2 separate regions of the Homo sapiens genome follow, and region 1 is linked to region 2. Evidence: chromatin loops called from intact Hi-C (ENCODE). Cell type or tissue: A673. All regions are shown on one strand. Links, peaks and the distances in the headings refer to the core of each region. The heading gives the core; the rest is flanking DNA.

Region 1 (6,766 bases), core at 1,688-5,687, 47 kb after region 2:
CATGGTGGCTTCCTTCTGCTAGTACAGCTTTGTCCACATGGCAAAACGATGACCACTAGCTGAGCCCACGACCCACTTTTCAAAGTTTCAATAGCAGAGATCTGCTTCTCTTTTCTTCTCAAATACAGCTTGAAAAGTCTCAAGGAAGCACTCAGATTGGTCAGGCTTGGGTTAGGAGCCCATTATAGAATCATCAATGATGGCCAAGTAGTTGGCCCTATGACTGATTGCCCCCACTGAGATGGAACAATTGAAAAGGAGGAAGAGGAGTTCTCCAAGAGGAGGGCAATGTATTTTGGGGAAGATGAAAAAGCCTTATGCCAGACATAATGAGTAAGGAAATGAATACACTTTGACCTTTGGATTTCTGTTTTTTTGGTTTGCCATTTTATGTAACATACTCACAAGTTGACTGTTGATCTCTTTATCTAGATAACTAGTTATATTTCTCTTTTAACAGGTTTCACTTTTCTAGTCATTCTTCTCATATAAGGATCAGAAAACAACAGTAAAATGGAGAAAGAGGGTTAGGTGCCTATAGCCCAGTCTGAGACGAATGATACTTTAGATCACAGAAAAAATACTTTTTAGGAGTTAATCCTAATGTTTTTAAAATTTAATGATAGAACTCACACCTCTCTTCAGATCAGAACTAAGACCTGGTTAATGCAGCTATACCTTCTCATTCTGTCCATCATACATGCAGTTCATTAGTTGGGTCTGAGTCAGTGCTCAGAGTATTAGGTGCTAGTCTAAAAGCACAGGTGACCTGCTCTAAATCAGACATTTCTAAAGTACGGGTCCTAGACAGTAGCTGATGGCTCAAGAAAAATTCTTTCTTTGGAGAAAAGGGAATTTAATTAACCTACCATATTAACTTTTCCTTCTAGAGGCATCAACTCATTCTTTTTATTTGTTTGTTTTTGAGATGAAGTCTTGCTCTTGTCACCCAGGCTGGAGTGCAATGGTACAATCTAGGCTCACTGCAACCTCTACCTCCTGGGTTCAAGCAATTCTCCTGCCTCAGCTTCCCTGGCAGCTGGGAATTACAGATGCCCGCAACCACATTCAGCTAATTTTTGTATTTTTATTAGAGACAAGGTTTCACCATCTTGGCCAGGTTGGTCTCGAACTCCTGACCTCAGGTGATCCACCTGCCTCAGCCTCCCAAAGTGCTGGGATTACAGGCATGAGCCACTGTGCCTGGCCTCAACTCATTCTTTTATCATTTTACAGGAAGTTAACTGTTTCTCCTGGGAATCTGTAATTATCAGTTTTCAAGCTCAAACCTTAAGGAGATAAACTTTCTAATTTGCACTTTGAATGGCAGTGTAAAAAGATAGAGCTCTCACATTATTCACAGGGTGTAAACTATTAACAAACTAAAAAAAAAACTTTAAACCTGAAAAACACTCTTACTAATTCTGGAGTGTTTTGTTTGTTTTCTTCAAAACCAATCACATTAAATCTTTAACCATTCACAATAAGAAAGCTAAAACAGTTGCTAAGCACATAAATACATAGTTTTGTTGTTTTTTTTCTACCTGAGGAAGGTTTTCAGATGATAGATCCATCTTTAGACTGCTCTCATCATTCTTTGAGAAGCCCCAAATCCTTCAGCATGACTAATTAAAGGTCCTCAGCAGCCTGTTCTCAGTCTTATCCATCAGAGCTTCCCTTCCATAATCAGGCTATCATCACAGCACACTCACCACCATTGAAAGCAGGGGATATACTTGTCAACCTCCTCGCTCTTGCTCTTGTTGATCCTCTTCCTGTTATACCCTTTCATCCAATTCTTTTCAGTCTTGGAGTCTGGCTCAAATCTCACTATTTTTGTGAAGCTTTCTCTAATCTCCACCCATCATCCTTCTTCCCCTCCCCTCCCAAGTTGGCAGCTATATCTCTTCCTCTATGCATCCACAAGCATTTATAAAAAAAGTTTCATTGTATAACATCTGATATGGCATATTGGCATATTCTACCACTATTCCACATGCCAAATCTTAAATTGTGTTATATTTATTTGTATGAATTTCTTTTCCCTCCTAGTTGGTAGGAGTTTCCTTGAGATCATGTCTACTTATTCTGAATCCTGGAGTGTCTACCAGAGTTCACCACTCAAACAGCTATTATATTGTGGTGTTTTGTGTTTTTCACTAGACTGCAAGGGCCTAATGAGGAAGACATGTTCTCTAACTTTGTATCACTATTACCTAATCACAGGCCAAGCAGGTCCTGTGGCAGAGCACGTCATGAGAAACTACTTGCCTTGGTGCTGACCATTAAGTCAGTGTCCAAATTCACAGTTTCCTTGTGAGTTTATGAAGTTTCCATAGCAGCTTCCTGGGCTATAGAAACCACATATCCCATTTATTGTCTCTTCTACTCTTGGTAAACTCTCCTTTTATCAGTGAAGGGGAGGAGCATACATATATAACCTGCCCACCCACACCTACCACTCCTCCTCACCAAAATCCCCCACCCTCTGAATCAAATGGTCGTATTCTGCTTTGAATAAATTAATTCTAATTTCCTGGACATTTTTAGATTATTCATCTACAGGGATATGTACAGGGACCATGTTGATGTTAATTTATCACTCATTTTAACCAGGATGTCTAAGAACAGGTAAGACTAAATCTCATGAAACATTTAAAAACAGTGAAACCAGTAAGTAATATATTACCAAAATGAGTTTTTTCCTGAGCATTATATGGTACTGGAATGAGAGTTTCCTAAGGAAAGGGCACGTGCTGGAGAAAAGATGAAAAAAAAAAAAAATAGGCCTAGGAGCAAGACTATAGAAGACCACGTGTGTCACCCACTGAGCAAGCTATTAGAGACCCTTTAGAGAATTTTCAACAGAAAAAAGATGACAAAAATGGCCTTAGAAACCTTAGGCTAACGGAATACAACATTCTAAATCTCCACTAAAATGATGAAAAAGATGCAAGCAGTATAACAGCTTTAAAAAGCAACATGTCATGTAATCCCATACATTGACGTATGTCAAGCATCAGTCAAGGTCAGAAGGATAGGAAGCTGGTTTCAGTTCTACCTGGAATGAAGTTCATTATATATGTCCAGAGCACAAAGATTTTAAAATTGAGGGCAGGCCACTTTAAAAACAATTTGCAAAAAAACTGGCAAACATAATTCACAAATATAAACAGGAAAATATAATGGATCTCTCATTCTAAATTCAGTTTAAAGTAGCAGTCCTGGGGCCATTGTTAAGGCACAGAGTGGGCACAGAAAGTTAGAAGTCTACCCAGTTTTTACTCCCTTAGAAACAGTGGGGGTTTTGGCTAATAGAGCTGTGAATATTCAGTGAAGGCCAATAATCAATTTGCTTCGAAAATAGCAGCAGTCACAGTTCCCGCAGCTTTACAGGCTTGCCAGGAGGGGCACCCCATACCCACACACACACTTGGTAAAGGGTGGAGGAAACACCATCCTCATAAATGAGCCTTCAAGGCTTGCTTTTTGATGTTTCTGTCACAGGAAGGATTAACAATGCACAGCTTCCTTCACTGCTGCTTTCACAGCTAGAATTTTAACATGCCCAGCATCTCTAAGGAAGTTGTTAGTATCTAACTTAAATAGGAGCAGGAAATCCTTTACATCCATTGTTGGGAAAAATAAATAAGTTCCTAAAACATCATGCTGGCTACATAGCCCTTGCGAACAAAGTGAGCATCACACAGGGTGCACTGACTAGGGGCATATCTTGGAGGGTCCTCCGGTTATATTTAATTCTTGTTAGACTCTGATAGAATGTTGTTGCTTCTGTGAAAGCCTGCTGAAACTGTGCTGCTTTGTTTCCTGGGAGTTTCCAACAGAAGGAGTAGGAAATAAAGGACTAAACAAAAGCTGGGCTGAAAGATTATAAAAACAAATGAGCAAGGGAAGTAGCAATAATGTTCCTCCTGGTGGGATGCTCACCCCAACAAAGGCAAGTAATAGAGAAGGCCCTTAGGAATTTATTCATACAGATCACGGAAATTTGCAAAAATGAGCAAGTGATAACCTCAGCCTTGGAACTAGATGCCTCCAGCTGTAGCTGCAACAGTCCTACCTCAATGCTGCCATCAAAACAGAACGTTGTGAAAAAGTACTTGGGCAAAGCCTGGAGTTAGAGAACAATAGGCCTGGTGCTGGCTTCATAACAATAAATTACTAAACTGGGTATACTTGCTCTGGCAGCCCATACCACAGAGTAAAGAAACCATGTGTGGGATAAGGTGCTTGGGCAGCAAAAGATGGGAGGACGTTCCCATTCCTGTTCCACGATGCCCTCAGTGCTTCTTCTGGTTCCACATGAAGTATAGAGGATACGGGAAAGAGCAGTAGTTTAGAATTATCCAGGTGGTCAAAGGCCCGTCAAGGTAATAATCACTCCAGAGATGTGCATAGACTGTTGGAGAGTGGGAGACAATGCTGTGCCTCTCTAAGGGGTCTTCACTGACAGAAGGAGTCAAGGTGAACCTGGATACTGTCTCTTCTAAAATCAAACCTACCATCAACAGAGACCTGAAGCAGCAGACAAAACCAGCCTGGTCAGAGCAAGCCCAGAGATACTTCTAAATGACTCATAGGTGGCCGAACTCTTTATTTTCTTATCTCCCAAGGTCCTTATGCCCTCCAGTCCCATGGAAGCCAAGAAATCCCAGAAAAGGGGAAAAGAGAAGAATCTCACACCAAAGCATACTCAACCAAAGTTAACATTCCTCTAACTCTACCTACAGGTGATGAATGGAGGCCGAATAAAAAGCAAACTATACCCTCTGCATACTTCAAGTTTCTCAAGACATAAACCTGGCCTGCACTACGAGGAAGAGGACATGCTAAACTGATCACAATATGGAAGTTTTAACTGTCATAAATTTTTAATAACTTTAAGTAACCAGAAATGCAAGCAATGTATGATGGTCAATACAGAGTATCAGCTTGAATGGATTGAAGGATGCAAAGTATTGATCCTGGGGATGTCTGTGAGGGTGTTGCCAAAGGAGATTAACATTTGAGTCAATGGGCTGGGAAAGGCAGATCTGCCTTTAATCTGGGCGGACACCATCTAAGCAGCTGCCAGCATGGCTAGAATATAAAACAGGCAGAAAAATGTGAAAAGACTAGACTGGCCTAGCCTCCCAGCCTACATCTTTCTCCTGTGCTGGATGCTTCCTGCCCTCAAACGTCAGACTCCAAGTTCTTCAGTTTTGGGACTCCGACTGGCTCTTCTTCCTCCTCAGGTTGCAGACGGCCTTTCTTAGGACCTTGAGGTTATGTGAATGAATACTTAATAAACTCCCCTTTATATATTTATCTATCCTATTAGTTCTGTCCCTCCAGAGAACCCTGACTAATACATACTGAAAAAATTAAAATCCAGAGATGGCACTGGGTATAGAAAAGGAACAGGCTGAAACAGAACACAGTTCAAAGTGACAACTGAATAAAAAATATACTTTTTTATGTTAATACCCAGCAGCTTTTGGACTATTAAATAAACCTGTTACTATATTAACATGCTTAATTCTCATATCAATGAGTTGGAATTGTATTGTACTCACTTGATAGAAAAGTAAATTGGGACTGAGAGAGGTAAATTTCTCAGAGTTCAGTTATTAAGCCAGGATTTGAAATCAGGTCCATTTGGCTCTATAAAACATGCTTTCTTTCTCCCACTCACCTTATTTTTCAGGATTTCTTGATGATAGGACCTTCCTGGAGTGTGTCAAATGTTAGCAGTAGGGGGAATTATAAATAAAAGGATATATTATGGAAGCAACATTACAAACTATGACAGTGGGCCACTAAATGGACATCTAGGCAGATGGTTCCTAGAAATCCAGCAGCAGGAAGGAGGTCAATATATTAAAAGGTTTTATAGGTCAATATATCAAAAGGTTTTTCCGAAGATTACCATAACGTATCTCCAGATATGTAGCTCTTTTAGGACTTTGTAACTCCTCCTTCAAAAGGTAAAATCTATGGTACTATCTCTGAACCTGGGTTGGCCTTTGTGACTGCTTTGATCACAAGAGTATGGCAGAAGTGGCTCTGAGATTAGTCAAAAGAATGGATGCACTCTTGGAGCACTTGTTTTTGGAATCTATCCATCATGCTGTGAGAAAGCCTAAGATGCCTTGGAGAGGCCCATGTACAGAGGAACTGAAGCCCCAGCCCATACATAGCCCTGGATTAGCTCCTAGACAAAGGCGGCACTGAACTGTCAACCACCTGAATGACTTATCTTGAAAGTGGATTGTCAGTGTACAAGATGAAGCTTAAAATCTGTAGACACTGCTTTGTTGTTATTTTTTAAAAGGCCCTCTAGTATATGATAAGCTGTACAGTCTCATTGTTCTCAGGTGTGTATATTGACTGACTTAGGCTGAAATGTCAGGTATATATATTGACTTCAGTGTATAGCCCTTAGTTATTAAACTAAGAAATTAAAACCTCTGTATTTAACTGGTAATCAGGAAAAATATATACATACAAACTAAACCAAAGAAACAGAAAAAAAAAGTTGGTATCACATGGAACAGAGTAAAGCAATTCCTGAAAAGTTACACTAAAATTGTAAATTTATGCAAATAGTTAGTACTTGTTATTCGCTCATGCCTGTGAAGTTTGAAGGTGGTTTGTTTCACGGTAATAACTGACAAAAGTCATAGAAACTGGACAACAAGAACTGGACTCTAGTCTCTGGGAATATAGGGGGAGAACTTAAGGCAAAACTCTAGCTTGAAGGAAG
Region 2 (6,766 bases), core at 1,327-5,326:
GTCATTAGCATCACCTTCCTTTACTATGGATCTACGTATTCAAAATCATCCTGGCTTAATGGCAAAACTAACAGACCTTGATTTAGGCATAGACAAGGATCACTTAACTCTAAGTGTTCTCATTAGCCAAGTGCTCAAGGCCATTTGTTATCAACCTTATCTTATCCCCAAGTCTTACAAATTGTCTAACTACCTACTGGTCTCCTCTTAAAGGGAAACACTGTTTGAGATTTACTCCCTTTTAATCTACACTTTAAAGGTTTCCCTTCAACTCCTGTAATCAGCTTATATAGGTCAGTCGTAAGATCCCACATCTGAGCACCAGTTTCATTAAAAGATCAACTTCATAAATCACAATCAATGGGAATAAACATAAAATGAACAAAGAGCTTTTTTTTTTTTGGTGGAAATAACTTCAATTGAAAGAAATGCTGCTAAAAGATCTTGCAACATTGCTCTGTTTTCCTCTAGAATTTACTATTTCAATAAGAAATCTGATGTTGATCTGGGTATGTCTTTCTGTGACTGAAATTCTCCCCCTGTCTCCTTTCTCCTTTCTTTTCTTTCCTATTTGGTGTGTGTGTGTGTGTGTGTGTGTGTGTGTGTGTGTGTGTGTGTGTGTGTGTGTGAGAGAGAGAGAGAGATTCAGAGAAGGTAGTATAAGGTTTGGAATTAATTGGACATTAGTCAGAGTCCCAGTAAAACCATTTGTGAATTTTGTGAACAAGAGAATTTAGTTAATCTCTCTAATCCTTAGTTTTCTCATCAATTAAAGGGGAATAATAAAATATCTAATATTCAGAATGTTGTGAAGTTCAATCATGCATTTAAAGTGATGAGCAGCATATAGCACAGAGCAGACATTTAGGAAAGATTGGCTATTAGGAAAGATGCTTTATTATTATCATTACTATTAGATTTGATCTTTAGAATTCAGAAATCTCCCTAGAATATGTCTCAGTATAGATCTTTTTTTGTAAACATGAATAGCTGGGCAAAATCTCTCATTTTTTAACATATCACAGCATTTATCACATTTTATTGACATTATCTTTTTATTTATCTACACTCATGGAATAACTGAATGCCGTAGGAAGACAAGGAGTATATCTACCCTGTTCACTACTTCATCTGAAATACCTAGCACAGTGCTCTGAAGACACGTTCAACAATAAATATTCACTGAATGAATGAGTAAATGAATTATTTTTCCCCGAACATCTAGATATGAAGAATGAGATGCCTTACATAACAAATATGGAATCCCTGTAGCGCATTTGTAAGTTAATAAATTGGCAGTTGGTTTATACATCTGTGTCTTGCAAGATTGATTATTATAAGTAAGTGACCTTTGAGTAATTGATTAAATCCAGTTTCTCACCCTAGAAAATCCAGTCAGACCGCGGTCTCAGGTAATATACTAAAAATATATGGCTCTGGAGGCACTGTGCAGTTCTTTGGCTTCCTTCTCTCTGTCATCTTTACTATTAGTAACATCCTTTTTGAAATTCAGCCTTCCCAGAAAGGAAATTCTGCAGCTATCCACTGAAGACCAGTTGCATGTACATAACAGCAGCATCACTTTTGGCTACTTGTGAGCACACACGAATAACCAGTAAAATGAGACCCCAGCTTAGCAATTCTTCAGTAAATGAATGGAAAACCATGCTCTAGGCAGTTATTGATATTACTAAATGGCTCTTGAAAATTGTCCGCTGAAGCTGAAAGCATACCTTATTTCTTCTAGGCCTTACATTTTCTTTAACTCTCTTTTTTGTACTTCAGTACTATATGTTCCCTTGCTTAAGAGGGATAGGCTTTGTAAGCAAGACAGCAGCACTCTGGATACACCTTTCCATATGATACTTGAAGAAAAAAAGTTAACTTTAAAACTGCAGCCCATAGAGATAAATACAAATAGTGAAGGAGGAGTTCTGAAGCTCCAGTAGTTAAGTAATATACTTAAGATGGCAATACTATCAATCTACAACACAAACTCACACCAGCTTAATCCAATTTGTCCACAACAGCACATCACTGAAATGGAGCTAGAATTCAAACCTTTTGATTCTAAACTCATTCCATAGTATCACGTTGCCTTGAGAGATGGAGTGAGAAAATGTCATGAAAAATAATAATCACATAAAAGTGAAATGCTCAGTTAGGTTAGACACAAATGTAAGGCAACAAAAGTGACCTACATACGGCCGGGCGCGGTGGCTCACACCTGAAATCTCAGCACTCTGGGAGGCTGAGACGGGTGGATCACGACGTCAGGAGATCGAGACTGTCCTGGCTAACACAGTGAAACCCTGTCTCTACTAAAAATACAAAAAATTAGCCGGGTGTAGTGGCGGGCGCCTGTAGTCGCAGCTACTCAGGAGGCTGAGGCAGGAGAATGGCGTGAACCCAGGAGGCAGAGTTTGCAGTGAGCTGAGATCGTGCCACTGCACTCCAGCCTGGGCGACAGAGCAAGACTCCATCTCAGAAAAAAAAAAAAAAAGTGACTTACATACAAAGTTGTAGTGTTTGAAGGATAGCTATTTATGTATGGTGAGGGGTACTGTGTACTATTTATATAAGGAAAAAAATTAGTGGGATGATGGTGATGATGATGATGATTCTGCTACTAGTGTGCTGAAACGTCAACATTTCCCCCCATTAAATGGTGGGCTGCATACTGAATAATTCCTTCCAAATCCCACTGCAGGAAACCTGCATCTCTAAGCTTTTAGGTTTATCTATTATTCATGCTGCTTGTTTGTACAATACTATTGATTATTCACTGTTTGACCAAATAGTAAGATGATATTTTGCTCTCAATGAAAACTCATGGCAAATGCTTGAATCACCAAAATTAGATGTGGAGAGCAGGCTTGTGGAAAGGGTAATTCAACTGGAGAGAGGGTAAAATATGAAGAATTAAATAAAAACTCCTTTAAATGTGGATGTTTTTCAGTCCTCAGGAGTCCTGTGAAACTCACGCTACATCGTGCTGCAAGACTATGAATACTTATTATAAAGGAAATTCAGTTTACCTTGAAATTTATAAAATAATATAACTGAGGAATTGGTATTTTTGTAAATATAAGCAAGGTTAAACTTTTTTGATATGTTAAAAGAAATTTTAGGTATGTGGGCCAAATGTCATTTTCTTTTTGATACACACACACACACACACACACACACACACACACACACACACTTACTTTAGCATCTCACTTTTTGTAAAGGCAAGATTTAAAACACTTTAAACAGCAAGAAACTTGAGCTTTCTCTTTTGATTTTAATTTCAATAATAGAGCATGAGCTGTTCAGGAGGTTCAAGTTTCTATTCTTATAATAGTTTTCTACACAATATAAGGTACATATGTAAGCTATGCTAGTATAAGTTTATATAAGACCTCCTAAAACGGTTCACTGAATAGCAAAAAAGAAAGAGGATTCCTCCTGGAATGAAATACATGTTTTGCATTTTTTGTTAGTTGAATTTTTTTTGGCCATTGCCAAAACGTATCCAACAAAAATCTCATGCTTGTTTGCAAGGCAAATATTAGAATTATTGTACATACATATGCCCATGCCTATACACATTTCACACACATATATATACACACACACATTATAGAAAAATGTGATTGGTATATTCTCATTTTATATATGTGATGTCACTGATGTGCATGATTTAAAAGATATCTTGTCAGCTCTGAACTTAAAAAAAAAAGCAGAGCAATTAAACTTTTCTGGCACTAGAGGTCGCTAAAACCAGATTACAGATACAGTGACTGCACTTCTAAATCCACAGGGAGGATAGCTAATTTACAATCCAATATGTAGTGGTAAAGGATCAAAGTAAATTACGTTCAGGAATATCTACATTATAACACAAAGTATTGCAAAGTTCAATTTTTTCAGTGGGAATCAACAAAATTGTGGGTTTTTCAAATCAAATTAATAATAAGGAAAATTAATGTTTCCCCTATTTTAACAGCTGTATATATTTAACCAAAATGAAAGCGCTGGACCTTAAACTTGACTGTTTATGTGTTTTGCATTTCAAAGACCACACAGGAACAAATCGTCGAATAAGTAAATTGTTTGTCAAAGCTTTGCTTTTTTAGTATGCCTGGCAATAAACATGTTAACAGAGTCAACTGGAAGAAGGGGAGGGGAGTGACCAATAATGTGTGTGCGGATATTGCTGGTGATGCTGCCAAAGTGAGCATAGGAGGCAAAACAGAGTTATGAGTTGTGCCTTAGAGGAGAAGCTTTGCTTGGCAGTCACTGACTGCTGAGCCGAACTCTGGATTCTCTGTTTCTTAGCACAGGAAAGGTCCCGGTGTTTTGGTTGTGAAAAGCCACCCATTTTCTAAAGCTGCTCCCTACATTACACAGTTGTACCACCACTTGATTTTGGAGAAGCACATCATTGGTTCACTCCCTTCAAACAGGGATTCTTTCCATTTGTGAATCTCACTGCTATCTGAGCCAGGTTTCTGAGCCCCAAAGATAGTGGAAACTATCTGTGCATAGGTACTGAATCTTTAGAGTGCATGGCCTGCCTGATAATTTTCTAAAAGGTCCAATGGCTTCTTTAAATACCAGCATGGTTTGGAAGTCACATAGTTCCCTGGTCAATTATGTTCTAGATGCCATGGGAAAGAATACATATCTTTTTGGGCCTCAAACTTCCTGAACATTAAGTAAGATCACTGGACTATGGGGCCTTAAATATTATAAGTCTAATGTTCAATGAACTTACATGAGTCCTGCCTGAGAAGAAGAATTTCATGATTGACATCTGCTAAGAACTATTAAAGATGTAATTTTAAGAAATGTGCATACTGATAATGATTTGTACTTCTTAGTTTATTCTCCATGCAAAACTATTGGCCATTCTGAAATATTATGATATTTTCTAAATTTGGGGAAAATATACTTTGTTCGTTCACTCTTTGTTTGGAAAACCTAGTTGGTTATGCCTTGAGACCCTAGTGGTGACATCTTTAATGAGAATAATGAAAAAAATTGTAACATCATATATCTTCTCCTTTGCTTCAAAATCCAGAAGGACATTTGAAGTGCTTGAGGGCAGAAATCAGCAATTTTCATGTCACCAGTCCCTGGCTCATGGCAAGCACTCAGAGTGTGTGTTTGATGGGTTCATCAAAGAAAGAGTAGGTTTGTTTATTAACAACATGGTTTTGAGGATCCTGAAAAAGTCAGTTTATGGAATACTTTTGTTATAAGTCAAAATCTAACTCTTGAATAAGCCCCTGGCTTCAGTGAGGAAACAGTGAGCTTTAGTGATCCTTAGGATAGGAGAATGGTTGAACGACCACTTAAGTGGTGAAAGATGAGAAACAGTAGCCAAAAGGAGGCTATCACAATTTTTTTCTCTCTTTTTCTTTCTGCCTTCTTATACTTTAATGTGCTAGCCCATGAATCAAATGAACAAAAGCTTTATTTTACAGACATTTTGAATCAAAATAACTGACTCTAAATTGTAACTCTAGAAATGGCCATTTAATTGTTCTGCCTGTCCTTTAGAATTATGCAAAAACTAAATAATGAAAACTAACAATGCAGAAAGTTTACTCAAATTCAATATTCAAATATTACTAATTTAACCAGTAGCTATAATCCTTCCCTAGAGTATCTTCTCAAAAGAAAAAATATTATGAGCTGGTAACCATGCTGGAGCTGTTTCCTTTCATGCATTCTCCCTCTCTCTATTCCACAAAAATTGTTAAGGGCACGATGCATACCAGGTACCATGTTAAGCACAGAAAATACAATGATGAACTAAACAGACACTGTCTTTCCTTTTCAAAGGTTATTGTAAGTCAAAGAACACCACTGGTCAAGTAAATAAGCAATAACGATGAGTGAGATTTGTGTCAGAACAGAGGAAGTATAGAGTATATAGAACCCCAGTCACACAGCTGCCTCTTTTTTTTTTTTCAGTCAACTTGTCAGACAGAAGTTACTCCATAATATGGTTTGGATTTGTGTCCCTGCCCAAATCTCTTGTCAAATTGTAGGAGTGGCCTGGCGGGAGGTGATGATTTCCCCTTGGATTTCCCCCTTGCTGTTCTCATGATAGTGAGTTCTCACGAGATCTGGTTGTTTAAAAGTGTGTGGCACGTCCCCCTTTGCTCCCTCTCCCACTTGCTCTGCCTTGGTGAGACGCGCTTTCTTCCCCTCCCCTTCCGCCATGATTGTAAATTTCCTGAGGCCTCCCAATCATGCTTCTCTACAGTCTGTGGAACTGTGAGTCAATTAAACCTCTTTTCTTCATAAATGACCCAGTCTCGGGTAGCTCTTCTAGCAATGTAAAAAGGGATTAATACACTCAGTAAATATTTGATGAATTATATGCATGTTGAACAATTGAGACTGAATAAAAACAATCATTATTTCAGAAGAAAGGGAGGCATAGAAACTTGAAACAATACCTCTAAAACTGAAGAAAAGTAGGCAGGGTCCTATTTTAAGATACTCAACCACCAGTTTACATTCTAGGCACTAAAATTCCCATTCTGTTTTCTAAGCTGTTGAAAGCTGGAGCAACAGCTCAAGTGACGATAAAAGAGATATGAGGCGATACAAGATCAGGTATTGGGAAAAACAAAGTTTTCTGTAGCTCAAACTGTGTGCCAGTGAGGTGTTTATACAAATTCTCCAGAAAGATATATATTGATTTCACTATTTTAATACGAGAGAGTTACAGGCAAAGGGTACTCTACTTTAAGAGAAGAGAGGT

Evidence for each region. A loop is a pair of places that touch in the nucleus more often than their neighbours do. Peaks named below come from ENCODE experiments on the same cell type or tissue, not always from the same donor. Only the 100,000 strongest peaks of a DNase experiment are listed, where the experiment ranks them.
Region 1: a loop joins it to region 2, with 1.9 times the contacts of the local background. A loop is called at or near these places in 3 of 110 quality-filtered maps.

Annotation. Positions count from the first base shown.
Region 1 is chr9:28,817,477-28,824,242 of GRCh38, forward strand. The region is part of intron 2 of LINGO2 (leucine rich repeat and Ig domain containing 2); the gene reads right to left. Among named protein-coding and RNA genes, the nearest start is that of MIR876, 43 kb to the right of the region's middle. RefSeq lists an enhancer at 3,234-3,805. In A673, for the core only: a CTCF peak has its summit at 3,414; a DNase peak (open chromatin) is centred at 3,535; H3K4me3 peaks cover 346 bases; H3K27ac peaks cover 1,923 bases.
Region 2 is chr9:28,770,879-28,777,644 of GRCh38, forward strand. The region is part of intron 2 of LINGO2 (leucine rich repeat and Ig domain containing 2); the gene reads right to left. Among named protein-coding and RNA genes, the nearest start is that of MIR876, 89 kb to the right of the region's middle. RefSeq lists an enhancer at 4,261-4,760. In A673, for the core only: a CTCF peak has its summit at 3,746 (motif pointing right); a DNase peak (open chromatin) is centred at 3,783; H3K4me3 peaks cover 399 bases; H3K27ac peaks cover 498 bases.